Regions from separate parts of the Mus musculus genome. Here region 1 is linked to region 2. A link is a loop called in an ENCODE intact Hi-C map of the cell type or tissue named here. Cell type or tissue: heart. All regions are shown on one strand. Links, peaks and the distances in the headings refer to the core of each region. The heading gives the core; the rest is flanking DNA. Region 1 holds the start of Gm40231 (a long non-coding RNA gene). Region 2 overlaps Rnf220 (ring finger protein 220).

The links. A loop is a pair of places that touch in the nucleus more often than their neighbours do. Peaks named below come from ENCODE experiments on the same cell type or tissue, not always from the same donor. Only the 100,000 strongest peaks of a DNase experiment are listed, where the experiment ranks them.
Region 1: a loop joins it to region 2, with 1.9 times the contacts of the local background. A loop is called at or near these places in 7 of 42 quality-filtered maps.

The regions. Positions count from the first base shown.
Region 1 is chr4:117,315,367-117,331,417 of GRCm38, forward strand. All of the region lies in intron 2 of Rnf220 (ring finger protein 220), which reads right to left. Gm40231 (a long non-coding RNA gene) reads right to left here and starts at 4,064. Exons shown (of 3, transcript XR_868035.1): 1 at 1,606-4,064; 2 at 1,144-1,266; 3 at 1-254. In heart, for the core only: a CTCF peak has its summit at 8,606 (motif pointing right); a DNase peak (open chromatin) is centred at 8,645; H3K27me3 peaks cover 4,928 bases.
Region 2 is chr4:117,476,470-117,492,520 of GRCm38, forward strand. It overlaps Rnf220 (ring finger protein 220), which reads right to left. Exons shown (of 15, transcript NM_025739.3): 2 at 13,120-13,861. The coding sequence starts at 13,744. Among named protein-coding and RNA genes, the nearest start is that of Gm12827, 11 kb to the right of the region's middle. In heart, for the core only: a CTCF peak has its summit at 8,117; DNase peaks (open chromatin) are centred at 7,642 and 8,212; H3K4me3 peaks cover 1,552 bases; H3K27ac peaks cover 2,314 bases; H3K27me3 peaks cover 1,330 bases.

The DNA of each region.
Region 1 (16,051 bases), core at 3,634-11,633, 160 kb before region 2:
TGGAACCAAATAAGCCTATTTGTCTCTGCTTCGGGCTTGCCAAACAACCAAGAAGATGTAGCAAGTCCCAATTCCATAAGCCAGAGTCTCTTACTCGTCCCTTAGGTCTCAGCCTAGAAGTCTTTCTCCCAGGCAGGCTTCCCTCACTCCCCAGACCACATCAGGCATCTCCTCTGTGTTCCCAGAGTGTTGCTACTTTTCCAGCACATGTGTTGTTGCCTGTTCTGTGTTACCATCTTCAGAATGTGACTTTCCTGAGGGCAAAAAAAAAATTAGCATGGCCACTGCTACAGCCTCGGCATCTGACGGAGGGCAGGGTGCCAAGTAAAAGTAATAGTGAGGGGAGAAATCAATACGTATTCCTGAATTAACAAATAAAGGATTACCGACCTTGCCAAATCCCTAGAGATGCAGACATTACCCTGGAGACAACGGCTTTCTCTGATGCTTGTCTAGTCTGGTCAGTCTTTTATTCATGTTCTTCCTTATCTAGTTCCCCTCTTCCCACAAGGCATGCACACACCCCCCTGCATAGCGGTTGGTTCCATAGTCCACTATTTACCTGGGTCTAATACATAAGAATGACAATTCAAGCTCACACGCCCTTGCTGTCCTCCTCCTCCCTCTTTTCTGCCTGCAGATGCTTGGATTGGCATTCACTACTCATTTTCTGTGGTCTCCTTTGAGCTCCAGGCACAGGGGTGTCCTGACTCCTATCATGATGGATGCTAGTAACTATGTCTAGCAATACAGTGTGTGTGTGTGTGTGTGTGTGTGTGTGTGTGTGTGTGCCGTGGTTCTCGCACTGAGCCATGCTAGACTCCTGGGTGGCCAAACATCTGCAGGGCTGCCAGGTGGAGGGCAGCCTGTGGAAAGGTTTAGGCTCAGATTTAGGCTCAAGCTGGAGCAAAAGGCTCAGGGCCAAAGCACAATTAAATTCACTTAGTCCTGGTCATGGAACCTGAAGCCTTGGGTCCATGATCCTTTGCTGGAGCCAAGGACATCAACTATCAACTAATCTGTTGAGGACTGGTGGTGCTTCAGGGGCCACAGCTATTTCACATTCCCAACCATGGATCAAAACCATAGCCCCTTTTCCATCTGTAGAATTACAATTCACTCCCCACCTCCTTTCACTAATACCTTCCAGATAGTTCCTGTGTTCAGATGGAACACTGGTGCTTGGGGCAGGTGGAGCCTCCCAGTGGTCCCTGGGATTAGGCTCTACAAACTGCAGGAAGAGGCAGGATTCAGGAAATCATCCACCTATGAACAATGCACACATACCATCTCAGATGTCTGCACAGACAAGTGCTTCCACTAGAGTGGGCACGGGGACTCATGGGGTCGAGCGCACACACATACCCACCCCAAAGCGCATATTCAAGTGCAGCTTGATTACCCCGGACCATTCCGCCCAGCCTATGGATCCGTGCCTTCCCTGTCAACAGCCCAAATGCTAACTGTACTGTTTCAAGAAACAAAACTTCAAGTGTGTTTTACCCGCTGCTGCCTCTGGCTCTGGCTCTGGGCTTATAAAAATAAAATGGGAGCCTCCACAGCTGTGGACTATAAATCCTGAATGGTCGAGGGAGGCAGTGTTACCTGCATCCTAGGCAGATGGGTGGAGTGCCCGCGATGATGGCAAGTGCTTGTGTGTCTGGACCCACAGCGGGCCAGATGCTTAGCCCCAGGCATTGCCTGTTGGCCCAGCCCAGGCTGGCTGCTTCTCACAGACCTGTGCAATCAAAAGAGGTAGATCCCTAGGGAGAAAGTAAGGGCTCAGCTCAGGGGACGACAGGGTAGAGGAAGAGAAGCCAGGGGTGGGGCTGAGGGGGAGGGAGCAAGGCAGCCACGCGCGCCCGTGGCTGAGGCTAAGGGGGCCCTCGCATCTGGAGATCAATTAGCATCAATTACTGACTTCATTTAATTGTCGTCCAAGATGAATTTGTCATTTTTAGCTGGGAATTAATGGGAGACCTTCACCTCTCCCTGGCAGCAGCAGAGGAGCCAACAACGGTCACCTCAGCCTCCGAGAAGCTCAGCATACAGTTTAGGGCAGGGGCAGGCAGCTGGTGGGGCTTCAGTTCCTGGGCAAGCTCGAGCCTGACCTGCCGGAGCCCAGGGCCAAGGTGGAGGCCTTAGGTCCTGGGTAGCCGTCCTTTGCCGCCTCTGGCTTCAGCTAGAAATTAATTTGCTGGGCCGAGCATGTTTACCTTTTCCCAGCAAAGGCGAGTCGGTAAACAGCAGCCCGGCGGCTGAAATTGAATTGATAACTGCATCAACGTGCCAGATAACGCCTAAAATAATACGCCGATAAGGAAATTCGATTTGATTTGCTGCTGCGCATCAGATTGGCCCCATCTGTAGCTGCCTGTAATCATTTTCAATTGCGTTGGGAAACCTTATTTGTCCTTAAATATTTCTGTCATTTTTCATTGCTGGCGACAGATCCTTAGGCAGGTGGCAGGGGTGCACTGCTTCTGTGGGCGCAGGGCGGCGGCCCAAGGAGGAGGGGTGGTGGGACCAGGAGGGAAAGAGGCAGGGAGCAGGCAGCCGGGCGGTGACAGCTGTTCCTCCAATCAATCACGCTGTCGACAGGGAGGGACGACTGGCTGGCAGAAATTGAGTTTGCCTCACAGGGGACGATTGAGCAAATTAATAGCCCATTAGCCAAGCGGTGACCTGAGAAATGAAGGTGCAGGGGTTCCTGCTCACTCAGGCCGGCTGGGGTGGGGCAGGGCAGGGGAAGGGTCCAGGGAGGGGACCACCAGGGAGGGTGTGAGGAGGAGAGATGGAGAGATGAACGTGAGCACACGCGCGCGCGGTGGTGGGGGTGGGCTCAAATGGAGAGGAGATGATGCAGGAGGAAAACATGAAGATAGAGGCACAGGCAGTCCCAGGAGTGATGCTCCCGGCCAAGGGGGAGAGGCGCTGGCTGAGTTCTCCACCACCTTCTCATGAGGACACACCAATGAAATCCTCTCCACCCTCAATTCTGGAGACTCCCTTTGCTTTATCTTCTTAGGGTTCTGGAACGCTAGCTAGTCCTAGAATCGCCATTTTCTTGCAGACCTGCTTTTCTGTCTTCTACCTCCATGTTCTTTGGGCCTGTCGGTAGGGCCAGGGTCTTGCAGTCCACCGCTTTGCCCTGTGAGCCCTTGGAGGTTAAGCGCCACTCCTCAACCCTCCTTATAGGACATGTCTCTAACTCCCACCACTGTGGGCACTTGCCTGGACCCCACAACGCATCACCTCTGTACCCTCTGGCCAACATACTCTACTTCTGTACTCTCTGCCTTCTTCATCATCTGACCGCCCTCCTTTTGGTCTCAGACACATGGACGGCCATGAGCAGCTGGGGAAACCACAAAACCACGCAGATATGTGCCAATAAAAATTCCGTTTCCACTCTCAGCACTACTAAACAATCCTTTTACATCCTTGGTCAGCTGTCTCCCCTTCCCCAGAGACAATTCCATAATATTTTTACCACTTTGAGGCTCATCTCCTTCTGCTTCCCCTTCCTGGGGCTTCGCGTTGCACTAGAATCTGGAATAAGGCGTTCTTGGGCCCGAGGTCCTTTAAACCCTCTCCACCCTCCTCCTCTTCCTCCTCCTCTTCCTCCTCCTCCTCCTCCCATTCCAGCTTCCCTTGGGGTTCAGAATCTCACTCCAGCTTAAGTGTTGTGTCAGCCCCCTCTCTTCTGCATCCTTTGCTTCCCTGGAGAAGCATGGCTCACACATCTCCAGTGTCTCCCACAGTACAGTCACATCAACAACCCACCTGTCCCTTCCTGGAGTGAGTGTCCTCTCCTTATCTCCTTGCCTCACTGCAGATACTTCAAAGACTTGCTTGCTGTTTATACTCTATTTCCTAGTCACCTCTTTGTGTGTGTGTGTGTGTGTGCTCTCTCTTTCGCGCTCTTGCGTGCACGTGAGCATGTGCATGTGGAGGTCAGAGGTCAACCTCCAGTGTCATTCCTCAGGGGTCAATTACCTTGGGTTCTTTTGTTTGTTTTAAGACAGAGTTTCAGGCTGGAGCGATGGCTCAACGGTTAAGAGCACTGGCTGCTCTTCCAGAGGTCCTGAGTTCAGTTCCCAGCAACCACATGGTGGGTGGCTCACAACCATCTGCAATGGGATCTGATGCTCTCTTCTGGTGTGTCTGAAGACAGCAACAGTGGATTTATTTATAATAATAAATAAATCTTTGAGAAAAATAAGTAAATCTACCCCCCCCCAAATAAAGACGGACAGTTTTACTCACTATGGAGCCTGGGCTGGCTGGAACGCAAACAGACTAGGCTGACCTTGAACTCAGAGCTGCCTGCCTCTTGAATGCTATGATAAAAGAAAAAGGTGTGCACCACCAGGCCTAGTTCACCTTGTTTCTTGAGACAGGCTAGGTTAGGTTGACTGGTCACCAGACCCTAGAGATCCCCTTGTCTCTGCCTTCTCGGTGTCGGGAGTACAAGCATGTACTACCACATCGCACTCTTCGCTGTTGTTTTTGAGACAGAGTTTCTCTGTGTAGCCCTGGCTGTCGCAGAACTCTCTCTGCAGACCAGGCTGGCCTCAAACTCAGAGATTCGCCTGTCTCCGTCTCCCAAGTGCTGGGGCTAAAGGTGTGCACCACCACCGCCCGGCTTACATTTCACTTTCTTGATGTGGGTTCTAAGGATGAAGTCGGATCCTCAGGAATTGAGCTGTCTCCTCAAGTCCCCTAACCAATTCTTAACTCACTACATCAATTTTCATCCCTACCACTCTATGGAAACTGTTCTCCGTCATCAATGATCACCATGGAAACTGTTCTCCGTCATCAATGATCACTGTCTGTCAAGTCTAATGGATACCCTAGGTAATTTATCTGTTAATTCAGTAAACACACAGCGAGTCTCGAATATATTAGATTCCATACTCAGATCTGGCAGTACCACATCTCTGTCCTAATGGAGCATGGAGTCTAATGAGGGAACAGATACAATCAAACACTCAACAATCCTTATATTGCAATTGTGCCAGAGAAAGGCAAACAGTTTTACGGAGCCAATAACGTGGACATTTCTATTGTTCAGGGCAATCCACGTAGGTTTCCCTGAGGGACAGCCCCACTTGAGATGTCCTAGCTGAGTTGGGGAGGAAGGGGCAAGGAGGTTGGGGAGCAATAATACCATATACGTGCTCTGCACCCAGCATTGAGCAACTTATCCTGTCCTGTAATCAGGGGCATACAAAGTTCTGTAGCTTGCCTACGGTTACTTGGTGAGGCGCTGTGTTAGACCGTCAGTGCAGGCAACGAAGTGCTTGGAGTCTGTGCTATCCACTCTACTGCCCCAATACTCTTTCGTGTCCTTGTCCCCATTCATATCTCTCCCTGTGGATGCCAAGCCCCTCCTCTGGTGTCATTCCCTCAGTTCCTACTCAACCATATATTACACTGAAACTTCTCCACTTAGACATCCCATGGGTCCTTTAAGGCCCAGCAAGCCTGAGGTGGGTGCATCTTTCTCTAGCTCTGCCTTCCCCCTGGTTTCTCTGTTCCGGGATGAACCACCATTCACAGCCTTCCCTAAATTCACCCTCTCCACACTTACTCTTTCTTCAGGCTCCTGTATGGAGTAAATTGCCTTCTTGGCTGTCTTCTCCTGTAAGGATGCAGCAGAACATCTCTCCTTTATCATGGGATGTTGTTCAGACGCCACCTTTGTCTATCTCTGCTGGTAAATTCCGCTACTCCATTGCTATCTCTACAGAGAGGAGGAGCCTCCTAAAATACAACTTGGATCCCATCATCCAACCACTTAGGACCCCTCCCATGTCATACTTGTTATCTCCTAAGGCCCTCTGCAGCCTCATATCCTCTCCAGCAACACCGTGTGGTGTGGTTGGACAAGAGTTAGCTCTTCCTCATTATTCTCACTGCCAACAACACCCGCCCTCGACACCCATCTCTTCATGGGCAACCTGTAATTCTTATCCTGTAAAAAAAAAAAAAAAAAAATCCTCTGATGTCTCTGCTCCTGGAAGACTTCACCAGACTCATTCTCTTTCCTTCTGAGTCAGGATCTCTCTATGTAGCCCTGGCTGTCCTGGAACTCACTCTGTAGATCAGGCTGCCCACCTCTGCCTCCCCAGTGCTGAGATTAAAGGCGTGCACCACCACTACGTCTGACTTTAGTCATTCTTTCTCGTTCCTTCACCTCATCTTTGTACACATGTAGTACTGCAGCTATGTGTTTATCTGCTTCCCTTCCTTGTCCTGAGCTCTGTGAGGGAAGGAGGGTGTCTGATTCATCTGGTATATTCAGGACCTGGTCTAGGGTTTGGTATACAGCAGGTATTAGTAAATGTTGAAGAATCCAATGACCAAGTTAACGAGGGAGGATGTGAAGGGCATGTGGGCGGGGCCTCAGAAAGAGAAGTGGGACCAGGTGAAGGAAGGCTGCCCCCATCACACTGAGAATGTCTTTTGCTTACAAGAACCTTTATTCAATAATAGTGAAATGTCCCAAGGGGTTCAAAAAAAGGAGGCTCTCTGTAATTGTACTTGCCTCCAAATCAAGAGTTCACAGACCCGATGGGAAACCAGTGACTGGTGAACATAGCCAGATAGTAAGGCTCATGCCTGGAAACATGGCCAGGTAGCTGCACGTATCAGAACAGACATCCCATGGGCTCCTGGGAGCCTCCGCCATCACGGAACCCTCTCCGGGCCTGTGCGCTAGCCCAGCACTCCACCCGGAACCCCTGGGCTGCGCTCTCGCTCAGCAATTTCCCTACCAAGAAAGCTCTAAGGGTTTCAATTACCGGCGCGTGGGATTTAGTGCCCTGGGCTTCTCTGACTGGAGGAGATTTATTTGAAGGTTTAGTGTCGTGGAGAATTCACGTCTTCACTCCCAGGAGCCCAGCTTCCGTCTCAAGCCCCTAAATCAGGAACCAAGATGGGCTATTGTCAGTTACCGCATTAGCCTCGTTAGCGGACCAGGAGGGGTGATTAATAGCAACGCACACACAGCCATCCTCCTAGTTGCTGCTCCTGCTGCTACTTCTGACCTGGGAGGGGGGTGGGGAGCAGCAGAGCCTGCTCCATGATGGCAACTCCTTTCCCAGAACCAGGCAGGAAAGTCCAGATCTGGGCGTGGGAGCAGTTAAAGGTTAGCAAGCCCAGCCTTTGGGGCCCAGCTCCTGGGGTGAAGGACAGAGGAGGAGCTGGACGGGAATATTTGCTTCATTTCCCAAACACTCTTTTAGTGGTGTTATGATGGGCCGGCGACAATCTAAGAACTGGGATGAGAGACAGGCGATGAGCAGGAGAAAGGACAGGAAGCTGTGTGTGGGAGCTGTGGACAAGGGATGTCGATGCAGGAAGGACACAGACTATTGTGTGTGAAGAACGTGAGGGGTGTGGCTGGGAGAAGGGTGTACCATGAGTTTGGAATCAGGCTAACCTGGGCTTTCAGTTCTGGCTACTTTATACATATTTATTTATCCACTTAACAAATTGTTACCAAGGATCAAGTAGCTTTTATATGCCCACACCACATTTTTCTTGGCTACAGATCGGAGATAATAATAATAATGATATTGCCTAAGAGAATGGTGTGATTTATGAGAGCAGAGTCGGGGCAGAAACGCCCTGGCACAGAGTACCAATACAGGTCAAGAAACGGTAGCTGTGGGGCTGGGGCTTATCTGTCAGTCTGAGTTTTCTTTTTTCTCTTCTTGTCTCTTTTCCCCTCCCTTTCTCAATCACCGTTGAACCACAGTATTAATTATTAGAACCAATTGACTGTTTAGACTCTGATGTTTTAACTAATCACCACTAATGGCAAGCACTGTGGGCAATCACATTCATTTAGTTCCCAGGCAAACCTCTTTACACAGAGCAGGCTAGTGGGAGGGGATCCAGCAAGAGCAGGGGTTTGGAAATGACAGGGGTGGTCTCTGCTGTCCAGATATAAGACCTTCTCCTGACAGCCCTGGTGAACCAAGTCCCTTGGGGTTAGGTCAGCTGAGACTTGCCTCAAATGTGGGTTGGTTTCCTTCCTGACATTTTTTTTTTAGCCCTTTGGCCCCAGTGTCCCCTTTGACTTAGAATTCTGTCATGAAAATGAGCAACGACTGACCACCACCTTGGATTGTAAATATCTGACACTTGGCCAAGCTGTGTTTTTAAACAGTGACTCCTCTAAAGGTCCCCCTATGGGAGACAGGCATTTAGATGCTCATCTAAATCCCAGCTTCTCATAGGGCATCGGTTGATGATGGGTGGAGCGCACCGCTGAACCCTGGCCATCTGGACCTGGGTCAGAGTGACAATAGCCAATGAACATGTGCTCAGTGCTGCTGAGCCTTGGCCAGGACTGGGGATGTGTCCTAAGCATTGTATGCCTGCCTTCTTTACTCCAAGGCCCCAGTTCCCAGCCTATACACAGCTCTGTTTCACACTGAACTCATGACCACTCTGTACCTCCTCCAAATTCCCAGAACGCAGGAAGGCCATCTTTAGTTCAGGGGTGGGGGGTTCAGGCTAGGAAAGGCTGGATGGACCGTAAAGCAAACGTCCTGGAGGAGGCGGCCTAGATGTTCATAGCCAGTAGGTGTCGCTGTGGCTCCAGCACTGGGAGGGGGTGCTAGGTAGGGGCCCTGGTGCTGTGGGTGCCCCCTGGCTTCCTGCCCCTGTCTCAGGCCTTCCAGAAAAGCTTTCACACATGCCTCTCAAACTAAGTGTACTCCGGACACTTGGGGGTCATGTGAAGATGTAGATTTGATTCACCAGCTCTGGAGTGGGGCCTCGGTGGCGTTTCTCAGAAGCTCCTAGGTGATGCTGGCCACTGGCTGCACTATGAGTGTCAAGGGCCCCCGACTAGGCAGCTCCCCGCTGGAGAAACTAGAGGCTCGGCTTTCCTCCAAAACCAACCTCCACCCTCCCTCTTATTTTGCTACACTAGGTTCCAAATCAGAGCCCATGGTAGTTACGATTTGAATCCTCTTCTTTTGGGCGGAGGCAGACTTACCCAAACCCAGAGGCACTCTAAACTGGAATCTAACTCCAGGTCTCTGAGCCAACTCTAGCCTCTTCCTCTAGCCTCCCTAAACTCACATCCAACTCCACCTTCTCTAGTTAGCTCCAGTTCCCAGGGGGTTCCCTCTGTCTCTTCCCTTCATCCTCCACCATAGCCTTTCGGGGTCCTCTGCTCCACTCTCCTCTGGATGCCAGACTATGATAGAGCAATGGGCAGTGGGGGGGGGGGTGTCTGAGGCCAAGGTGCCTGCATAGGAGCCACTGCTGCAGGCAGAGGAGATAGGCAGTCTGGCAATCTAGAGATGGGGCATGCTGCAGACTCGTTATCCCCATCCCTCTGCTTTGTCTTAGCATGCATGTGTGAAGGCAGCCCTGGCTTCAAGGGAAGGAGGAGGTGGTGTAGCTCTGTGGGGAAAGAGGCAGACAAAGCACCTAGCAAGGGTTTCCTCTCCACACCTACATTTCTATTAGGGCCTTCCTCCTTTTGTAAATTTACTTATATATATGAATACTCTATTTGCATATATGCCTTTATGACAGAAGAGGGCATCAGATCCCATTACAGATGGTTGTGAACCACCATGTGGTTGCTGGGAATTGAACTCATGACCTCTGGATGAGCAGCCAGTGCTCTGAACCACCGAGCCATCTCTCCAGCCCCTTCTTTCCTATTCTCATCCGCTGCTTGGGCTTGCTGGGCAGTAAAGCAGCAGGCACCTTAGAGGTGGCAGTTTGTATGTGCTGGCCATTTCCAAGGCTGACAGTCTGTTAAGTGGGAATGCAACTGAATTAATTAGCTGATTTGTAATTGGTTAATTGATCTGTAGGATAGCAATTGAAGTAGGAGCATGTTGGCCTTTCCAGCTGGAAGGCCACCTGCTGTGACTCACTCTTCAGATGTAGACTGCAGGAGCATAAACCCAGAAAGGGCTGCTTTCAAATGCACTGTCCCCTTTCATTTAAAAACTTGAGCCAGGTATGGTGGCTTACTCTGCAATCCTAGTACCTGGGGGGCTGAGGCAGGAGGCTGGCTATGAGTTGGAGCCTCGCCTAGATACCAGGCCAGTCTGAACTATACAACAAAAGACTACCCTCTCACCAAAGTGAAATAAATAAAAAAGCAAGCCAGTCCCTTTACTTGGGAAAGCTACCGCTAGGGTTAGAGCATGCCTCCACATCTACAAAAGTCTCTACTTTATTATGAGTCACTTTGCACCCTTTTGAATACCTTGAAAAAGTTACTTAATCCCCCTGTGCTTCACCTGTGTAGTGGGAAGAGTCAAGTCCCCACTTTGCAGGGCTGTGGGTAAAGACATTTGACTAATGTCAGGCTCTTTCAAGTCCTTTCGTTGAGTGTTTGCTACTATTATAGATCTTATCAATATCTTTGGATATTTAGTGCTTTAGGTAGGTACATTTTCCTTTAATCATACAGGCAAAAATCACTGTCCAAAAAACGATTAGGATCAGGTTTTCCCCCAGTGCCCACATGGTAGCTCACAGCAGCTGTAGCTCCAGTCCGTGGAATCTAATGACCCTCTTCTGACCTCTGAGGGCATTAGGCATGCCGAGAGTGCACAAACAAACATGCATACACATATACACATAAAATGTATTCGGTTTTTCAAGACAGGGTTTCTCTGTGTAGCTCCCTGGCTGTCCTGGAACTCACTCTGTAGACCAGGATGGCCTTGAACTCAAAGATCCCCCTGCCTCTGCCTCCCAAGTGCTGGGATTAAAGGCATGTGCCACCACTGCCCAGTTAAATGTTCTTTTAAAGAATAAAATGTTGGGGCTGCTTTAGTCTGGGTTTTGGGTGCCACACTGAACACACGTGGCAATCCCTGTCTGAAGCCCATGCCCACAGGGCGGAGGAGGAGTCTAATCTTCCCCTGTTTCTGCCTGGTCTGGGACATGAGAGGGAACAGGAAAGGACAGGAAGGGAGAGGTCAGCGCGACTCGAGCAGGCCCTCCCCCTCTCAGCATAGCTCTCTCCCTGCTTTCTCCCTTTCCACAGTCCCCAGGTTTTCAGTCCTGGATTCCATACCGATGCTCAGCCCTAGGCAGGATCCGGGCCAGAGCCAGCCCGAAAGAGGGAACAACAAGACTTAGGCAAGAAGCCTGGAATGGCGGAATATGGGTTCTGAAGTCAGGGAGACCTGGTATTGACTCTACCCTTAGGATTGCTAGTTATGGGCTGGAGAGATGGCTTGGCGGTTAAGAGCATCCTTAGGGGTCCTGAGTTCAATTCCCAGCACCCACATGGTGGCTCACAACCATCTGTAATGGGATCTGATGTCCCCTTCTGGTGAGTCTGAAGACAGCTACAGTGTACTCATATATACATTATATAAATACATACATACATACATACATACATACATACATACATAAATGGATTGCTAGTCATATCCTGTCTCTGAGCAGGGACCACCACCCACAGGGGCTTTTCCTCACCTAGAAGCTCACTCAGGATGATACTGGCCTCTCCATACTTTAACGAATAAATGATCCATGTCACCTAAAGCCCAGGGCTTGCACACTGTGAGGGTGCTGTTGAGGACACACATGGCTGTCCTGTGGGAGAAACCATGAAGCTGCTACGGCCTGGGAATGCAGAGTGACAGGGTTGATAATCTGCATGGCTCTTCCCCACTCAAGTGCTCAGTGGTCAACAGCAACAGGACAACACGGGCTTATGTCCTGAGGAAGGCAGCTGCTGGGGACAGGGGTGGAACAGAGGCAGCTGGGGGTGGAGAGGAGCCTGTTACCAGCTGCACAATGGATTTCTCAGCTACCAGCAACCCCTCTGGGTGACACCTAGCTATTACAGTTCTCATAGCCAGCTCTCCTCATAGGGCAAGAAGAAAGTATGGCTCCAGGGAGTGGCCCCTGCACACGCTAATGCTATGCCCTTTTTTATTTTTCCTCATTCCTGTCTTTTAAATTTTTCTTTAAAAATTGCATTGTATGTGTTCGTGTGTGCACACTCACGTGTAGGTCAGAGGACAAGTTCTAGCAGGTGATTTTCTCTGTACACTACATAGGTTCTGGAAATCAAACCCAGGCCATCCAGTTACCAGCGGGTACACTCTCCTGCTGAGCCATCTTGCTGGACCGGGTACACTCTCCTGCTGAGCCATCTTGCTGGACCGTTCTTTCCCCTTTTATCATGACCCATTCCAAACCCCTAAAACACTTGAGTGTTTGGGGCCCTGCTTCTGGGGCTAGAGAGGAGTGAGGGCCTGACCAGGCTGGGGATGGATGGGCCCACGAGACTCTACTGTAAGGCTGATGGGCAAAGAACTGAGCAGGAAGGGGGCCGGGGCTGAGACAGACAGAGCTTCCTAGAGGAGGTAGAAGCAGAGGGTGGAACGGACCATGGAATGGCAAGAGAGGAAAAAGTGGAACAAAAGCCAAAGCTGAGAGGTGACCTGCAAGCACCAGGCAGAGATTAGAGGGCAGAAAGACTAGAAGGTCCCTCTGGAAGTGAGCGGGGCCTCACCTGCTTTGCTCTGTAGGCCTTTCAGAGCCAGGAGGACAGACGGCCCATGCTGTTGAGCTCCTGCAATATTTAGACAGGGGCCTGACACCCAAGACTGGAATCGTTCTTGGTAGAAATCATGACTGGCCGCATCTTTCACCGTACCCCAATAAGCCTGGCCCAGTGTGAAGCATGAGAGAAGCAGTTGGATTATCACCCCCGTTTTACTGAGGAGACACCAGAACTCAGACTCGGAGAAGTCGAGCAAGGGGACCCGCCCTCTGCCTCTAGCACATGTGCAGCTGGAACTTGAAGGCTCCTGGTTCCTCAGCAAAACCTGCAGGTGTCAATGGACCACTGATGAACGGGCTAGCCTGAGCTGAGCGGGGTAGCCTGAGTTCTGCTTGCTTCATCCCCCTGCAGCTGGTCCCAGTGAATCCATAGTCTCTCACCGGTGGGCCTTCAACAAGATCTTTCTCTCTGCCTGGACAGCAACCTTTTGGAACTCAGCTCATGGGTCCACTCTTCCGGAAGCAGCCTCTTCAAGCCTTTCAGGTAGACAGGGTCCCCTGAAGCCCCCAGTTCTGCCTGATTGGAAGTCTGCTTATTCGGTTACTTTCAGCGGGGCCTGGTACTGTGATGGCTGCACACAGATGAGCGGAGAGCAGAGGTTGTCTAGTCATGGCTCTGGTGGCTGCTGCAGCATTCTCCAGAGGCCTCTAGAGCACTGTGCGAGGAGCAGACTCAGCCAAGTTGAAGCTCAGTCCAAGACCTGACCGATAGGGTGTGCCAGTCAGTTGTGGGGACTCATTTAGCTGGGGAAATGTCGACAGATAGAAGCTCCTGGAAGACCAGGTGATGGTGAATTTCGGTGGAGAGACGGCTATAAGCTAGGGAAAAGGAGTGGCATGGTAGAGGCAAAGACGGAGAGTAGAAGGCAAAGATGGAGAGTAGAAGGAGCCAGCCTTTACCTAGCTTCTCCCTGTCCAGCAGGGCATGGGCTTTGCATCCGATCGCAGGCTTCCTGCGGGTGACTGCCTGGGAGTCTGTCCCTTCCAACACGCTGAGAGGGTGAGCTGCTGTATCATGGACCTGTGAATCCTAGCCTGTGGTGCCCGCTCTCCCACACTACAGAAAATGCACTGTCTAAAAGCCACAGCTGTGCCAGCACTTCTGTCACACACAGGGGCTGCAGCAGGCGGAGTCCATCTTTGGCAGTACTATTTTCTCCTCATTTGTACCAAGACCCACAGCCTACACACCTTCTTGTAGTCTTAAGCCAGGGGGATGATGGCACTCATTTCTCTGCCCTGTACCCTCCAGACCAGGCATGCCAAGTACCGAGGTTTTGGATCTACCTATTCCCAGAGAGATGTTTGCTAGGTGGTTCCTGGCCTAGATATTGTTTATTAATGTGTGTTCAATTTAGCTATTAGAAAAGACTAAATACAAAACATTGAGAGTTTTGCGTTTCTAAGCCTTTTTCTTTCTCTTTTCCTTCCTTCCTTCCTTCCTTCCTTCCTTCCTTCCTTCCTTCCTTCCTTTCTCTCTCTCTCTCTCTCTCTCTCTCTCTCTCTCTCTCTCTCTCTCTCTTTCTTTCTTTCTTTCTCTCTTTCCATGAAGGACAGAGGTTTGAGGCCTCAGGCAGCCGAAGCTGGCCTCAAACTTGCTGCGTAGCTACAGGTGACCTTCAATGACCTTCCTGCCTCTACAGTACACTGCTGGGGTTACAAGTGCATCACCATCCTGGCTTCTCTCTCTCTCTCTCTCTCTCTCTCTCTCTCTCTCTCTCTCTCTCCTTATGCTGTGCTGGGAACTCGGGGCTCGTGTCATACAGCTAAGCACTTTACCAACTGAGCCACATCACCGCCCGGAGACAATAATTATTATGACCTAGGATCTTGTGTTGTTGTATGAGACAGGTTAAAGCGTATGCTGTTCGGCTTTGGAGGTGGACAGTCCCACTGTCCTCATTTCACAGAGGACAACACTGAGGCTCAGAGAAGCCTGCTGACTTGCCTGTCAGTGCCATTGCAGAAGTGGAAGGCCTGGGATTCTTGTGAGTGCCCCCTACACTGAACCACTTTACAGCTCCCTGGGGAGGGGCAGGCTGGAAAGTGCAAGTCTTATTTGAGTAATAGCTAAGGTCTCTCTTCTGACCAACAGGCCTTCAGCCTGGGCCACCCAGGGGGACAAGGGGAATTGGGAAGAGCAGAAGTTATACCCAAGCCAGGTGCTCCTCAGGGAAAGCAGCCTTGTCCAGGGAAGCTGGGAACATTCTGTGGGGAGGAGGGAGGTTGTGGGCACAGGAAAGCCATGAGAGGGTTGGTGGGAAGGTAGATCAGAGTGGTACTGGAGACCACAGGGCCTGAGAGTGGGCAGGCCACTAGTACTGCAGTGATCCCCTTGGTGGGGGGTGGGGATTGGCCATCTGCCACACTCCTCACACCTGGGCTGGAGCCCTGCTCATAGCCAGCCCTGGCTCCAGCCACCTCTGCCCCCTGGCCTAGCGGCAGGCCCAGCTGGCTCACCTTCTCAATCAATACTGCGCTCTTAATGGGCCCAGCCACCAGCACCAACCAGGGGCATTAAATGTTAATTATATCTATTTGGATTTGAAAAATTTTATTACTCGAGTTAATTATGGCTGGAGTCATAAAAAGGTTTCAGAGCAAAAGGGCTGCCTTATTGGGGCCACTTTCCCTAAGACAGATTGGAAAGGCAAAGAAGAAATAAAAGCATCAGGCTCAGAGGGCAGCCGCCCCACATCTGCCCGATCACGGGCTCCGGATCTCATCCTCATCCCCCCACCCCACCCAAGAGAAAGGCATGAACCCCCACCCCAGCCTCGCCACCACCCCAGCTGTGTTGGCACCTAGAATACATGTGAGGCCTGTCTCAGAATGGAAGGCCTCTTAGCCAAGTTCCTGAAGTAAGGATTCCAAGATTAGCCCAGGACGCTACTTCAAGTGGTCCAAATGCGGAGGAATACTCCCTCTCAGCTCCACCCAGCTCGCCTGATTGCTTCCTGCCAGCCCCTCTCTTGATTCATGGGCCTGACCTTGAGCTATAAAGTGCTCACTCTAGCGGGCATAGAGGCAGGATTTACAGCCTTGGGGTCAGCTGTAGGCAATGACACACACAATAGCTGACTCACAGGGTGCCCCATTCCCAGCCCACACATAACTCTTGCCCATACAGTATACACACACACACACACACACACACACACACACACACACACGCAAAATCTTGACAGAGACAGAAATGCACACTCATGCCCAGGAGCTATCGGACTAGCATCTAGTAAGGAGAGAGCCATTTGCAGAGCAAATGTGGGGCCTTGATGCTTTACAGGCAGTTTGTCTAATCCTCAGTGCCTGCCGAGCCTGTGAGGTCAGGCAAGTCAGCAGCGCTTGTTTTATAGAAGAGGGAGTGAATGAGGGCCTGGGCCGTTTGTTATCCCAACATCTGTGACTACAAGAGCACCAGCTCCCTGAGAACTGTGTGGCCTCTTCTAGAGCCACTCCCGTGCTC
Region 2 (16,051 bases), core at 3,304-11,303:
TGGGCATCCTATGGCTACTTAGCATTTTAGACACAGACTCTAGAAAGTGTGGGTGGGTGGGTGTGGCTGTGGTCTATATGGCTGTTTTTAGATTAGAGAAGGCACCATGTTATCTTTTCAGACTCAGAGAGCCTATATAGGACAAGGGTTATTCTCTCTCTCTCTCTCTCTCTCTCTCTCTCTCTCTCTCTCTTTCTCTCTCTCTCTCTCTCTCTCTCTCTCTCTCTCTGTCTCATTTTTCAAGACAGGGTTTCTCTGTGTAGCCCTGGCTGTCCTGGAACTCACTCTGTAGACCAGGCTGGTCTTGACCTCAGAAATCCGCCTTCCTCTGCCTTCCAGGTGCTGGGATTAAAGGCACGGGCCATCACTGCCTAGCTATTCACCATCTCTTCTTTCATAGACAAGAAGATGATATGCAGAGAGACAAAAGTAACTCACCCAGAGCCACATAGCTTGCTGAAGTCACCTTTCACTTTCTAGTCATCTCTTCCTATGCAAATGTTCCAAGGGGCACCCAGCCCTGTGCTGGCCCTCAGCAGGCAGCCTCAGCAGAGCTCAACCATGGTTCTGCAGAAATCTGTTAACTACCCCAGTCACCGTGGAGCCAGAGGCTTGCAACACGAGGGGACACACTGGACAGAATGATAGCAGGCCACAGATGTGGGCTCATGTCAGAGGGATGGGAGAACAAATAATTGTACTACAATGTGGTGCTTAAAGCAGGGAGGCTATTTTGAGAAGAAACACCACCCCCAAATCTAGATGCATAGTTAACAAAGGTGTTTCTCACCCACAGACATCTGAAGTTCCTGAGCCTCAGACTGAACCCTGTTCACATTCCACTTAACCTTCTACCCTCTGGCAGATTCACCCAAGGGGTTCCAACGAAAAGCAAAAAGCCAGACAGTGGTGACTAATTCCTCCAACCCTCTGAGCCTTATTTCTGTACAAATAAGCATTTGAAAGCTCCGGGGCTGGAGAAGAGGGAAGGAGGCTGACAAAAACCCCAAACAGAAGCAGCACAACAGCCCTGAGCACAGTGAGCCCTCTGCAGCAGCAACCAGCAGACAGCTGTTGGCTGGAGCCCAAGGAGCATCAAGGCATGCTGGACTCCTGCACATCTGGCTAAGCACCTCACACCCCTCTGCTGGGTTGCCTCATAATGACAATATTGCACCAAGAAAGGGAGGTCTGAGCATGCGCAGTCGGCTGATCTGTAATAATAAGAGAGGCAGAGGGGGATGAAGACGAGAGGACAAGGGAGAACTGGGAATGGCCGAGTCAGAGGCAGCTGGACAGATGGTTCCATAGCAGGAGGCTGAAAGAAGGTACTGCTGGTTCCCAGGACCCACATCTTCATCCCTAGCCTCCAGAATCCCTGGGTAGAACACAGTCTATCCTTTCTAACTAGTCCTTAAGCCCTCCCTTTAAGAACAAATTCTTTTGCAAAACCTTCCCTTCAGTCTTGCATGGAAATCACCAGGAAGACTCCTTCTGAACTCACAGTGGTTCAAAGACTCAGAGGAACAAGTGCAATGTGGGCCCTGGGAATCTGTATTATGGAGGACAGTCGCTACCAGTCCTGACCCTCTTCCTTCTTCCTCCCCGTCACCACAGGTGCATGAAGCAGCTCACTTGTGAACCCCAGTCACCGGGCTGACTCCCTGTCCCGCGGTCCATACACTCACGATGCTTGTTCAAGGGTCACTTTTCCCACGTGCACATCCTCACTATTCACGCTGAACAAGAGGCCCTCAAGAAGAGGAAGTGGGATCTCGTTCTCGGATTCCCCTGCAGACAGCACCGGGCCAAACGCTCTACACACAGAAGCGCAGGAAATGCTGTGAATGTGGCGAGATGAGGAAGATAAGAGGCAGGGAAAACCACAGACAGGCTGGTGGAGGCCCCCACTGCAGGAACTGCTTTTAGTGTCTGTGCGCACCAGGCTGGGACAACGGTTGGCTCTGCTATCTTTTCACTTCTTCAATACTCTTGGCTCTAACCTACCCTGTGAATGGCAAGCCTGAGCAATGTTCCTCCCACTGGAAACTTTGCCAGGAGATGGTGCCAGGAATCTAGGTGCTTAGTGAAGGCCTGCCAAGTACTCTAAAGTCGTGAGACCTATCATATTTCTGTGGAGTACCAAGTATAGACTTGACCATGAACTTTGGTAAAAAGACAAGGGCCCTTATCTACCTGACTAAACACCAGCATGATAAGGCCTTTCCTTCTCTCAGGAAAAACATTGCTGGGTCCCTTATTCTCTGCCAAGTTTGGTTCTAGCTTCTGCTGGGATTTCTGATATTAAGATACACGTTATATGTCATCAGATACTATTTTATAGTGACTTATCTTTGGAAGGCTACTTTTCCGTTTTGTGTGTTTGTTTGTTTTGAGACACTATGTAGCCATGATTGGTCTGTTGCTCCCTATGTAGAATAAGGCTGTTCTCAAACTCATAGAGATCTACCTGCCTCTGCCTCCAGAGTATTGGGATTTCAGGTATGAATCACCATGCCTGGCTTAGAAGCTACTTTAAAAGCAGGGTCCTCTCTGGTGTTGGGCCTCAGTATCATCTAAACACCAAATGGATGCTGTCAAGAAGGCCTGAATACGGTACCATGGTTATCTGAGGTCACGTCTCAGATCCTACTGTGGAAAAATGGTATTCTCAGTTTAGTCAAGTCCCTTAGTCAACCCATGCCAGCTCTGGAGTCCTTTCTGCCATTCTCAGAGGCAATATTCCATAAAAAAAAAAACAAAAAACAAACCCCCCCCCAAAAAAAACCAAACCGTTGTCCCAAGCTGCTTTGACTAAATAACAGCCCGATTTCTGATATCAGCTTAAAGGTTGCCTGCTTCATAGATACCCGAATCTCAGATGAGATCAGCTACTCCTGCTTCTAATCCCATGCTGGCTTAGACTTCTCAGCAGTAACACCTTTCATAACGCTCTTCAGATGCTAGCTGAACCTTAAGTTCCAGGACAGCACAAGCGATGACTATCCCTCTTATTCACCCTTCCCTCCCCAGCACAGAGCCCAGTGCTAGGAACAATGTAGATGCCTGAGAAAATCGGGCTGAATGATCAACCCATGTATTCTCTACCGGTGACATGCTCTACCATCATTTCTACCATCCTCACCCACCAGCCAAGAGGAGGAAGCACCATTCTCTTTGCAGTACCAATATCTCACAGTAACAAAACTGAGCTCCCGCCAGGAGGTGCACACCTTTAATTCCAGCATAAAAGAGGTGGAAACTGGCGAATCTCTGCGTTCAAAGCTAGCCTGGTCTATAGGGCAAGCTTCAGGATAGCCAGGGCTATGCAGGGAAACCCTGCCTTGTAAAAAAATGAAAACAAAACAACAACAACACCCCCAAGTTTTCTAGGACCACGACAATGCAGAGACCATGATCAAAGTGTGATACTCCAAAGGGTAATAGACCTTCACCCAAAGCCCATGCCTATCAGCCTTGAGCCAGCTACCGCAGACTGCAAGGTCTCCTACAAGTGACCCAGCTCCTCCTGGTCTGAGTTCTCTCATGAAGTGACCAAGGGAGGAAAGCAAAGAGCTGTCCGCGTCACAGTGGGAAGACAGAAAGAGGTGGTGTTAGCAACCCTGTGGACAGGAAAGGGTTAACCCGGCATGTCAAGGTTCCCACCCCACCCTGTAAATCAGCCTTGACTGCTGCTGGGGTGAATGAAGCCCCACCAGGTCGGCCTGTCAGGAAGGAAGCCCATGCATCCAGACTTCTGTTGTTCTAAGGATTTTTTTTTTTAACTGCTCAGGAAGGAAGCCCAAGCCTAGCCCCTGCAACCCTGCTAATTCCTCCCCTCAGCGTGTACCACTGCCTTTGCCTCTGGAGTCACCTCCACTCCCCTTTCTTCTCTCCCACTATTCCTAAGGAATGGAACATTCTACCATTTGGACTTCAGTCTCAAAATTTGCCTTCCCTTCAAAACTGAAAATGAGCAGGATCTGGTGGCATGCTGTAATTCCAGTATAGAGCAAGCTGAGGCAGGAGGATCATTACAAGTCACAGGGAAGTTCCAGACTAGCCTGGGCCTCAGAGCGAATCCCTGTCTTAAAACAACAACAACAACAACAAAAACCCCACTTAAAATGAAGAATGCTCTGTATGTGTTTGCCAGCCACACACCTCTATGTCTGTGTGAGAAGAGAAACTGGTAACTGGGAGCAGAATTTGGTGGACCCATCATCCATGGAGATGCTGTGGCCCCTAACAGGGAGCCGCAAAGAAATCCATGGAGACAGCTAACTGCTAGCCAGTCTCTGGTGGCTGCCACTGACGCACACTTATGTGAACATGGGACCTTCCAAATATGAGCTACTGTCTTGAACCACAGCCTTCAACACAAGGTCCTCAGCTAGAGGGTTGGTCTCGTCCTTGTCCTTTCCCCACAGACGTGCAGAGTCATTCTCAGATGTTCCCTAGCCCCATGGGGCTTGCTTTGACAAAGAGAGAGGCACTGACTTTATTTGTGGCCCTGACTAATGGCAGCCAGGCCTCTTTTACTCCCTGGAGAATGAATACAGGCACTACATGCATAGGAGGTCTGTCCCCGCCTAGCCCCGCCCCCCCTAATCCCTCCCTGGCAGCCCCCCTGCCACAGAGCTGTGGCTGTATTTCTCTCCTGACCTGCAAGGCCCCTCCAAGCCCCATCCTAAGCCTCCCCCAAGCACAAACAATCCATCATGCCACAGGACTGTGACACACACAGATGGGGGGAGGTTCACGGATTTGTCTCACACAGGCAAGGAAGGGGGTGAAAGTGTCTGTGTAACTTAAAATCTACGGACGTACTAAAACTCTGGAACTCTGCATTCTAATACTAGTTAAATACCACGCTAGCAAATCTCATTAGGCAAGGCCCAAGCCACCATCACTCACAGATTCCAATTCGCTATTTATTCCCAACACTATGTGATAATGCAAAAGTCTTGACTAAGAAAGCATCATAAGACTGAGGTTCTTTGGCCTGGGCCACTGGATCTCTAACTTAATCAAGTCCCTTCTGGACTTGGACACCCAGTTTATCTAACTCTTCATATTTACTTGCTTGTGAATAAACCCAGGGTTAATCTTGGTGGCCGGATGATAATAAAGGGAAGTGAAGCAGCTGGCCATCACAGAAAAAGGCTTGATCCACAACCTCCCCCTCCCTCCCTCCCTCCCTCCTTACCTCTTTGTGTGTTACCATAGGTGGAGTGGGTGAGAGGGTCCTTTGCACATGCTGGCCGCTAATGACCCCTCCGTGTTTGGCTACACTGGGGTTTCTATCAAGGAAGAATCATCTACCACATCGTCCTGGGAATGACAGCCATCATTACATATGGACACTTAATGGTTATCTATGGATCTGTGATCATTCAGTCCTTCACAACAACTTTGTTAAAGGCTGTGTGAGTCCCAACCTGCAGGTAGGAACACTAAAGCCTGGACAGGTTAAGTAATTTGCCTAGCAAGTAAGCTAAAGGGTCGTAACTCAACTCCGGAGGCTGCGTTCATTGACTATCACATCCTACTGCCTCTTAGCCTTCCCTGTGAAACTCCTTCAAGTTGAAGCTCAAGGGGCCCCGCCCAGCTTTTATTCCCTCTAACAGGTATTTATTATGCAAGGCTGCTCTGACTTGATTTAAATCAAACTCCAAAAAAAAAAAAAAAAAAAAAAAAGCAAGGTCAAATGAGAGTAATACAGGATTAGCTGGCACCTAAATGAGAATCATATACCTGAAAATAAAGCAGAGGCCTTTCTGGGGCTGCTCCTGCTCGCCCTCACCCCACCCCCAGCTCTGTCCCTGCTGCTCTGAGATAGATGCAAAGCTATCAGTCTCAGCCACAAATGGATGTCAGTAGGGAAAGACAGTTCTCATGAGGTGAGCCACAGAAGGCTTACTGAGTTTGCTGTCTCTTGACACCGTACTACAGGGTCCTGTCATCCGGCCCCCCACTTCAGTTCCACACTGACCATGGAACATCGGAAAGGCCAGACGGTTCTATGTGTCTACATAGCTCCCAAATTGCTCCATTACTTCCAGCTTCAACCAGAATCTAGACAAAAACTTTTAAACACACACCCAAAGGAGATAGGTGTAGAACCTGGGTCTCTGAGCACCATACTGTGGGAATGCATATGGAAAGAAGACACTCCACTCTTGAGTTCCCAGAAGGTTAGGAGGAAAAAAGTAAAATCTCAATTATTTTTATGTTATGGGAGTGTTTTACTACCCCCAAGTAATCAGTAAAATAAGTCTGTGTCTGAAGAAAAGATTTCACATATTTCCTGAAAAAAATCTCCCCACCTTTATGGTCATCAAGTGCAAGGCCTAAGTGAGGCCTCCTTCTTGACTTGAGCCTGCATATCTTTAGAATTAGTGTGGTCTTATAGCGCATGCATAGCATGCTAATGGGAACTTCAAAGTCTAGATTGTACCTAGATCCATATATTTGACCTTATCTAAAATGTACAAGCCCTTTGATATGCTTGTCACCACTGCAAGAAACACATACACACACACACACACACACACACACACACACACACACAGAGCCCTCACCTTCCTAATACCAAAACTAAAATGTATTTATTTAAAAAAATAAGTTTAGTCCATTGGGTAAGGCTGGAATGGGATAAATTCCTGCTATTTATCCAGCCTCTACCAGGGTTATCCACTCCATATCCTTAACCTGGAAAAAGTATAATAAACTTCTACTCATTTATCTACTTTAAATTATTATTATTATTATTATTATTATTTTATAGACCAGGCTGGACTTGAACTCACAGAGATCCACCTGCCTCTGCCTCCCTAGGGTTGAGATTAAAGCCAAGCATCATCTTGCCTGACATAAAGTTCTTGCAGAAAAATTTTCTCTTTCCTCCAAAGAGATATTTATCAATCCCCCACCCAGAGCACACACTTTGAAGATAAAAACACGCTCTGTTCAGTCACAAATGCACAACTGAAGTGACACTTTTAAAATTTGTAAGGCACGTTGGCAGCTGAAGAGCAATACATTATCCAGAAGTTTGCAGCTGATCTTTAAGAGGGATAAAAATGGTGCTGAGAACGATTGCAGCGCGTGGGAATATTCAACTCCAAAAATTATGGTTATTTTGGTGTTAAAATTGTGTGGGTTTTATGATGACATGTATCATCACCCCAAATCCCAAGTATTTATAACGAGTAATGCCAACGTGTGGTCTGATATTTATTAACCTAATGCATGTGGTTTATGGGTTAAAACCAAGAAAAAAAATTAAAAATTTCAATTCGATTAAATGAATTAACACTTTCAATCTGGAGTATTCACAGATGTTACATTTTATCTTGTGCTAATATTTATTGAGCCGATGGTGGTGGTTAGTAAAGGGTTAAAAATTTTTTTTAAAAATAAAGATATAATTTTATTTTTCAGTTCTCTTCTAAAGAGGATAGAGGGCAAAGAGCAACTTTGGATTCGGTGTGAGGTTTTGTTTTCTTTGTGAGGTTTTTGTTTTGTTTTCAAACAACAAAAAAGGCGGGGGTGGAGGAGTCTACCAAATAATCAACCTGGGGCCGCTGACCGGAAGGCAGTTCCGGACAACTTCCCGTGGGAAGAGTTCCAGAAATTGCCCTGACTTTAAGGAGTCCCGCTGTGCTGGCTGCGAGCCTCCCAGCGTTTTAGGCGACCGCGGCTGCCTCGCCCAAATACCAGCAATCCTGCAGATTCACCAAGCCCGGACTTGGGAAACACTCCCGGAATATTTTACAGATTCGAAAAGCAAAATTAAGGCGGGAAATTATTTTTGAAACCGAAAGGAGAAGCCTCAAAGCTGTACTACCCAAAGAAAAGCTGGGTTCACATGCCTGTGCACAATCCATCTAGGGTCCCCCACGTCCTCGGCCCCCTCCTGGTTCAGTGCACACCCCACTCCATGGCCACTCGCACGCGCGCGCGGAGTTCCAACCACTCCCTGCACCCGCCTGCACATCTCGCCCGGTCGCTATCATTGCCAAAGAACTGGGTTCTTAGAGCGTCGTGGGCGCGTGGGGACGTGGAGTGCGGGGGTAGGGTGTCGCACGGACCTTCCCCGCACCCTAGAGGCCGCGCGCGGACTTCTCCTGAAGAGCGATGGCGAGGTCATCCGCATCCCTAAAGCGCTTGTGGAACCACCTGGCCACAGGCGCTGCCCATTGGGTGGCCCGGCCTGTGCGCGCGTCCCCGCGCCCTCCCCCACGGTCAATTACCAGCCACCTCGATGCGGGCAGCCAGGCGCTGGCTGGCGGCCGCGAGGAAACGGCAGCCCGGATCGCTTCTGCATGACAATTGACTCTAGGGAGGGCGCTCGGCTAGGAGGGAGGACAGCCCCAGGTCCGCGTCTCACCATGGTGATGAGGCATTCCCTCCGTGAGAGGCGACCGCGGGCGAGGGCCGGGGAGAGCGGCCGCCAGAGCCAGCCCGGGTGCCGGGCGAGCGGCGCGCAGAGCAGAGCCAAGCCAGGCCAGATGGCTCTGTAGCCATCGGGGACTGCTCCGGTTCAGCCCGGCCCCACTTTAGCTGTGCAAACATTTCTTTATCCCAACAAGACAATTAAACCCAGCAGCATGAAAGGGAGTATCCGTGACTGTGTTGGGAGTGAACAAACGGTAACAACCACACACATCACAGGAGTTCTTGCCCCGCGGGAGAAGGGGGTGGGAGGAGAACCCAAAGCAGCTGAGCGCATCACAGGGCTAGATCTGGGCAGGCAGAACCCAGGCAGTCAAGATACAGGCAACCCTCTGACCCCTCTTTCTGGTCAGTGGCTGACCCTTCACACTGGTCATCTGCTCCAGCTGCAGTCCAGAGGTGGAGCCTGGGAACTAATGTTCCCGGCCCACACCAATCCCAGAGCCTTTGGAAAGTATCCGCTTTATCTCGCCTCTATGATGTCAGCTGGCTTTCCAAGCTGCTTTTGGCCTAAGTGGGCTAGGCTGATTGATAAGGTCTTCCATGGCACGTGCCTTTATAAAGGCAAATCTAGAGTGCAGAATACCATCTCCAATCCGGGCTTTTGGGACCTGGGGCTGGCTGACTTTCCAAATATATCAAAGATGAGCATCAAGCAAGACAGGAGCTTCTGGAAGATCTCAAGTTCCCCCGGCCACAGGGAAGACTAAGGGGAGAAGACCAAGGGTAAACACTAATGGGCGCCCCTTCCCGGGGTAAACCAGAAGGCAAAGCCAGCCACAGCTCCACATGGACAGTTCTGATTTCTCTCAGGCCTCCAGTAGCTTGTATGCTAACCAACTCCAATTTGGGGTTAGATAAGAAGGCCAGTCAAAGACAAGTCAGGCAGGGATCTGGGCACAGGGATGGCCTGAAGAAAGCCACCAGGAGAGGCACATGTCAGGCCCCAGAGTACACACTGAGAGAGTAATAAATGTAGGGATTCTACCACCAGGCAGCACGTAAGGACTTACCTTCTCTTTTGCTGTAAAGTTTCCTTAATGAGGAATGTTTATTTTAAAGGCCCTGGGAAACACATCTATAGACACTTCATATGTAACGCACAACATGGGCTATTCGTAATTGGCCCATAAATTTTAGCGTCATTTCCCTGGACAAGGAGCCTTGGGGACTGGTTCAGGGAATGACAATAAATGGGAGTTACCTCAGTCTCCTTCCTGGGGAATTTTGCATCCTTCACGAACAGCTTCTCACAAAACCACGTCTCCCATTTTCCAGGACAAGTAAGTCGGTCCTGCAGCGCACAGGCCTCCTTGCTCCACAGGGCCCAACACCTACCTTGGGGTCACCTGCAAACCCAGGTGGGTGGACAGACAAGCAACAGGAAGTACCCGCTAAAAGAAAGGACACCACCCAAACGGCTATACTTGGGTCTGTTGGTTTTTTTCCTACGCACATTTAATCACAAAAGAAACCCTGCCTATCAGCACAGCAGTTAAGGGCTGAACACGTGTGCATTACAGCATGTCTGCAGGCTTTGAAAGGCATGTGGACATATCTGCATATGGAGGCAAACCAAGAGCAGGGGGTGGCTGCCACAGTAAAAACTGTCAGTGTTTCCATTATAAAAACTGATTTCCAGCAACCTAAAATGCAGTCCGAAAACTTCTCCACCCGGTAAGGAAACTGCACACCCATGCTCACCCCACCCCACCTACCAACCAAACTATACATTCTAGGAAGCCACGTTCCCGCTTAGCACTTGTACTATTATATTTAATTAAGACTTAAAAAAACATTCTATGAAAAAAATTGTCTGACAGAACTGAAAAAAAAAAGCCAACCATATCAGAAATTAATTCTAAATTTTAATAATTACAAGTCTAAAATATACATGACTCAATTTGGCAATGTGAGCACATGCAAACATCCTGTGCCGATGCCCCTCTGAACAGTTGCTCTCCACTCTTCTGGCTTCCCAACCCCCACTGCTGCCCCATCTGCCCCTAGCTCTCGCTCCCTTTGGAAGCAGTCTTGTATACTGTCACTCGATTATCTGAGAAATATTACTTATTTCAAAACGGTTCTGTAGGGAGGACCCGAAAGGCATCTAGTGGGGATAATCAGGCCTCCTAACGGCCCTTAAATATGTATTTACATAAAACAGACCATAAATATTCTGAGACACGCCGGGTGTATGACAGGAGCCAAGAAAGCTGCCACTGACTTTTTCACGGTGCTCTTCTAGGCTTCCTTGAAGAAAACGTCTCTCCTTCCTTCCAAAAGCTCAGAATCAAAAGCATAGGTGTCGGCCACCTGCATAGCCTCTGCCCCTGCACAGGCAGCAGCTATAATACCTAAGGCAAGGAAGGGGAAGGGAGCACGGATCCAGGGCCACCACTGGGGGACAGTCTCCTCTTCACTTGGTGCCTTTGTTTCTGGCTAAAGATTAGTCCTAAATACAACCCTGATAATCTGGGTGCGCAAAGGATCCTGTACTCCCAGACCTTCCTACAAGCTTGGGCTCTGTGCACAAGGGAAAGAACACAGAGTAGTCTATAAAGGAAGGATATTTTAAACAAAAGGAAAGAGGATTCCCGTTCATATGACAATTTGAAATAAAGTTTCCTCACCCTTCTGATCAGAGTCCCATTAATTTCAAGGTCAGAATTCCATTTCACTTGGGAGACAGACTCATTTAATTTTTCTCCACCCAGGCGTATTCCTGTGTGAGGGATCCATCTCCACGGGGGACGGCACCACCATACAATGCAAACCAGGCAAACAGAAGAGTTATGGCTTTGACACGCAGAGGGGAATGGATAGCCACATCCATGGGTTCTGACTTGACTAACAAGCTTGCTCCTGCTCTGGCAGTCTGACACCGGTTTGGGCTAAAATGATAACACACTCAAAGTGAGCTGGGCTTGTGGGGTGAGGAGAAAGGAGTCTTGATCTCTGGGTGTCACTTTATCACACCCCGGATTTCAGAGGATTTCATTTTCAACTTGTACTTGGAGGGAAAAGTGGGGAAGAGCTGGTCACACCCTAACCCAGCACAGCTTTAGCAGGGGCCAGCTTCCAGGAGCCTTCCACATTCAACAAAGGAAAACAGAAACAAAACAGAAAACCAGCCCAGCACAAGGCCAAACACCTGTCTGGCAGGTACACCCAGGAGCAGGATCATAGCACCTACTAGTCAACAGAAACTGAGAAGGTGACAGCCAGAGGGCTTCGTGGCAGCTCTGCTGACACACAGCCGCAGCCTTTTTCCCTGAAGTGGGGAGGTCTCTGGCTTACAGACACTGACATAAAAGACACACTCTCAACATATTTCAAAACCAAAGAGCGATGGATTTACAAGGCAGGTTGATTTTATGGTGACTTTTATTGAAAAGGTACGCTGGGTGTAGGCAGATGCCTTTTAGCACAGGAAAGTTAACACAGTGCCTAATTCAAGGAGACAGCCTGAGGAAGCAAGGCCGACAGGGGAGAAAGCAGCAATGTCTCTATTACTCTCCTCGGCATCATAAAGAGAAGAGAGGGGGAAAAATGGTGTTCATGTTGGTGGTTAGAGCAGACAAGAGCACAAAAAAGCAGAGGAGAGGGGAAAGGGAAACCTCAGATGTAGTTTTCTTAAGAAAATAAAATGAAGCAAGTCTTATAACAAAAGGTTGGAGGGAAAAGCACCCTCAGTTCGTAAACTCGCACCAGGCCTGAAGAAAGCTGTTCTGTCTACCCACAGCCCCAAAGCTTCGAAACACAATTATTTTCTGATTATATCAGAGTAGAAGACTGCATGGTTCTGCCCTCCTAGTCTACAAGTTCCCAAGAAAGGTTAAGTTGAAACGATTAGCAAATGTAGCCAGAACCTACCAAAGCACCGGGGAACATGAGAAAAGCCATTTCGTAAGCAGAAATTAATAACAGTTGTGAGCATCAACCATAAGGCCATCACCTGGGTCAGCTATGTCTAGTCCTAAAAGCTAGCCCTGGGATAAGCATCCAGCAAGCCTTCTGAGTCCCAAGAGAAGTCAGCTTTCTAGCCTCGTGATCGCAAGGAAAGCACGGCTGTTTGAAATGCTTTCTGGTGAGTGACGACACCTTTGTCCTTCTGTGAAAAACAACCTGATGCCAACCCTAGAGCAGAGAGCTGAGAAAATAAAGTCACCTGGAGCATGCTGGCTACGATACAGCGGGAAAACAAATATATATATATATATATATATATATATATATATATATATATATATATATAAAAACACTAGCGTCAGGGGACCTCATGAAGACAGCAAAGACGGGCGGGGTGGGCAAATTTCCTTGGGCCCCAATTCCCTGGGAACCTATGCTTTCTAATAAAATGACTTTCATTCCTGTGAGTCTATGGCACCCTCTTCCCTCCTCAGTCTCCAGAGAAGCCAGGCAGGCCTGGCACTGAGACCAGCTTGCCTCCGGGTACCATCGGAAAACCTGCAAGAAGTATATATATCATTGATCATTGAGGAGAGGTAAGTAAGCATCAGCCATCCGTAGCTGTCACAAGGGACAGAGCTGGCCTTTCCCGTCACTGGGAGCATGTGCGATGCTGCCAACCTGTTGAACACTTCTGCGAGGCAGGCTTACTGGGGGTGAGGAGGGGGTTCCAACCAAAGTACTTACATCTGTCATTCCGATCCTCTGGACTCGAGGAGGTTTCCCGGTCAGAGATGAGGCCAGACACAGCAAAGATCTTCTTCCCAGTATCATCAACCTTAAGTGAGCCAGGGGAGCTGGATGGCAGCTGGGTCCCAAAGTCATATTCCTTGCCATCTGCATCGGAGAAGCGCAGGTGGGGAGACTCTGTGTCATGGCAGTTCTTGAGTCTCTTGGCTGGAGTAAAGGCAGACTGATAGCTCTCCCTGTCCTCCGTGGAAGCGAAGGGACGGAATGCCCCCACACCACTGTGATTTAGCATACTGATTGGGGTGCAATCTAGGTTTGGGGGAGCAAACTGGGGGTGGAGGTGTAGTAAGGAAGGGGGGAAATCACGATTGGCAAAAGTGCCCGGCACCCCACCTTGCCGGTGGTACATAGAGGCAAAGGTGTAGGAGCCATTGGTGAAGGGAATGTGAACGTCCTTGTCTACTGAGACAGGTACACCAAAGGGTCGTGGCTGCTGACAAGGGATGGAGGCATCCCTGCTGGCCTCGGCAGTGGACGCCAAGACCATCAGTGCTGGGGACGCCAGAGGGTTGGGAAGATAGGATGAGTTCTCCATCTTGAAGGCTGCCCGGTGTAAGTCCATCGGAGTCTCTTTCGATGGCCGGTGTCACACAAGAAGCAGTCTTCCCTGGAAGGGAGGGCGACCTGCACCTTGGATCAGGGCGAGGATTATTACTGGGGAATCATGCCCTTCGAAGACCTGCAGGAACAGCAAAGAGGAAGAAAAGACGGGGGAGGAAAGTCAGGGGGAGGTAAAAAAAAAAAGAAGGGAAACCCCCAAGTGATTGAAACACCATCCTTCTGGCTTACAGATGCTCGGGCAAGAGACACCACAGGCTTTAGGAGCCAGTGGGCAGCAGCAGCAGACCGTTTTCATTCAGGAAAATCAATAGACAACTTACTGTGATGTACGCGTAGCTGACTTTGGTCCCTACACGTTCCGGGTGAAATGCGCCTGAGCCCAGCAAAGAAAAAAAAATCATAAAACCTCCAAATACAATATTCCCTGAGCAAATGAGCTTTGGAAGGCCAAGTCACCCAGCAGATTAGGTGTTGGGGGGGGGAGCTCTATATTTTAAAGGGCTTCTACCTACAAACACCACTTATGGCTGGCTTCTGGCTTGAGGTACAGAGACCAGGCTCTACCTTACTGATGCCCCATATTAATATCTTTCTTCATCCTTATACTGACAGGTCCCTATGACACACACATCTAGACCATACATATTAGTTGGTACAAATTGTACATGTGGCTGAATCACACACATTGGCCAATACATATACATACATCTTCTATACATACATTTTCATGTGTCACCTAAGACTATCTCTAGAAATAAGTGCCATGTGAACAATTTTTTTTTTTTACACACAGCCCCCTCTAATTACACAGGCTTCCTAGCTCTCTCCTGAAAGAAACCAGGACCTTCATCAACAGAATGCCTGGCACTTCTGACAATGTTTAAAAAACATAACTAGCACCTTTGGCACATGTTCTCTTCCAGGAACAGCAAAGAATGGATTGGTAATTTTAGTTACTAATACAGTCACTCCTAAGGAAATTTGTAAACTGCCTTGGATTTACCATTAACATTTAGAAAAAAAAAATGTTAACAAAAATCTCTGACTTATTTCACTCCGTTTATTGGCCCAGGCAGAGCTGATGTCCAATAAAAGCCCCCCAAAACTAACTGGATTTCAAAGAGACTCCTTTCAGGTTCCCTTATAAAATTAGGCTGTACATTTTCATAGTACTGATTCAGTTTCTAATATATTTAATGGGGGTTGGGGGGGGGAAGAACTGTATTATCAAAAGGCAGGATAAGATGAGAACCAAGACTTACTAGCTGCAAATCTATAGCCTCAGTAGAAACTGAAAGAACTTAAAAATATAACCCAAACTTCCATCTGTTACAACTTATAAATTGAGTCATGTCAAAAATAAAATTGACCCCCCCCTTTAAAAAGCCCATGTCTGTAGTGGGACACCTTTGGTAGTCCCTCAGATAGAAAACCCTCAGTTAAACTGCAGACGAATCCTCCCAGCTTAGTGCAGTGCAAGGAGCGTATTTCCTTCTCCCATCCTGTAGCAGACATGTCAATGGCTGTTATTAATTGAGAAGATGAGTGGACACCATCAGAGCTTCCTCACTTGGCATCTCTCCTTATAGACACCAAATTACCAGATTATGTATCTCACATTAACAGATTTTTCTCTCTTCCAAATTTTAAATAACTTTCCTGTCAAGTTATAGCAGGGTAGAGAATGTTGTGCCAAGGACAGCCAGTTAGCCTGACAAGTCTGGGAATTCTGTTCTTGGCTGTTTTCAAGTCAGATTAATGGTCCCACAACATGGAACGTGGGTCCAGAGCTGTTCCAAGGGGTCTAAGCAGCTCTTCAGAACAGAAAGGAACACACCGCGTGTCTGTCAAGCCTCAGTATAGCAGGCTGGCTGGAGGAAAGGACAGACATGACACCCCAGGGGTGAGGGGGAGGAATGCTTCTTCCCCAAATAACTGTCCCCAGGATTCACTTTCCATCTTTACTTCCTAGATCACCTCATTATGTTAAACGACTTTCATAAATTAGTGATCTGGCGACAGCACCGGACACTCCAATAGGACGCGGTCAATCACTCAAACCTGCGAATTCATTTGAAAACTTCATTATACTGAAAATAAATCAACAATATTTTTCCAGGCCACATCTCTTTTACTCTACTGTGTGGGCGTTGGTCTCTGCAAGGGAGGGGGGGAGTTTTGTTTTTTCTTTTCCCTTTTCTTTCTTTCCCCCTCCTCACATTAACAGTATAGATGAGGCTTCAGCAGACCACAGTCATTATGAAAATCTATAGTTAATACACTCCCAATGTCAAAATGTCATGGGTTT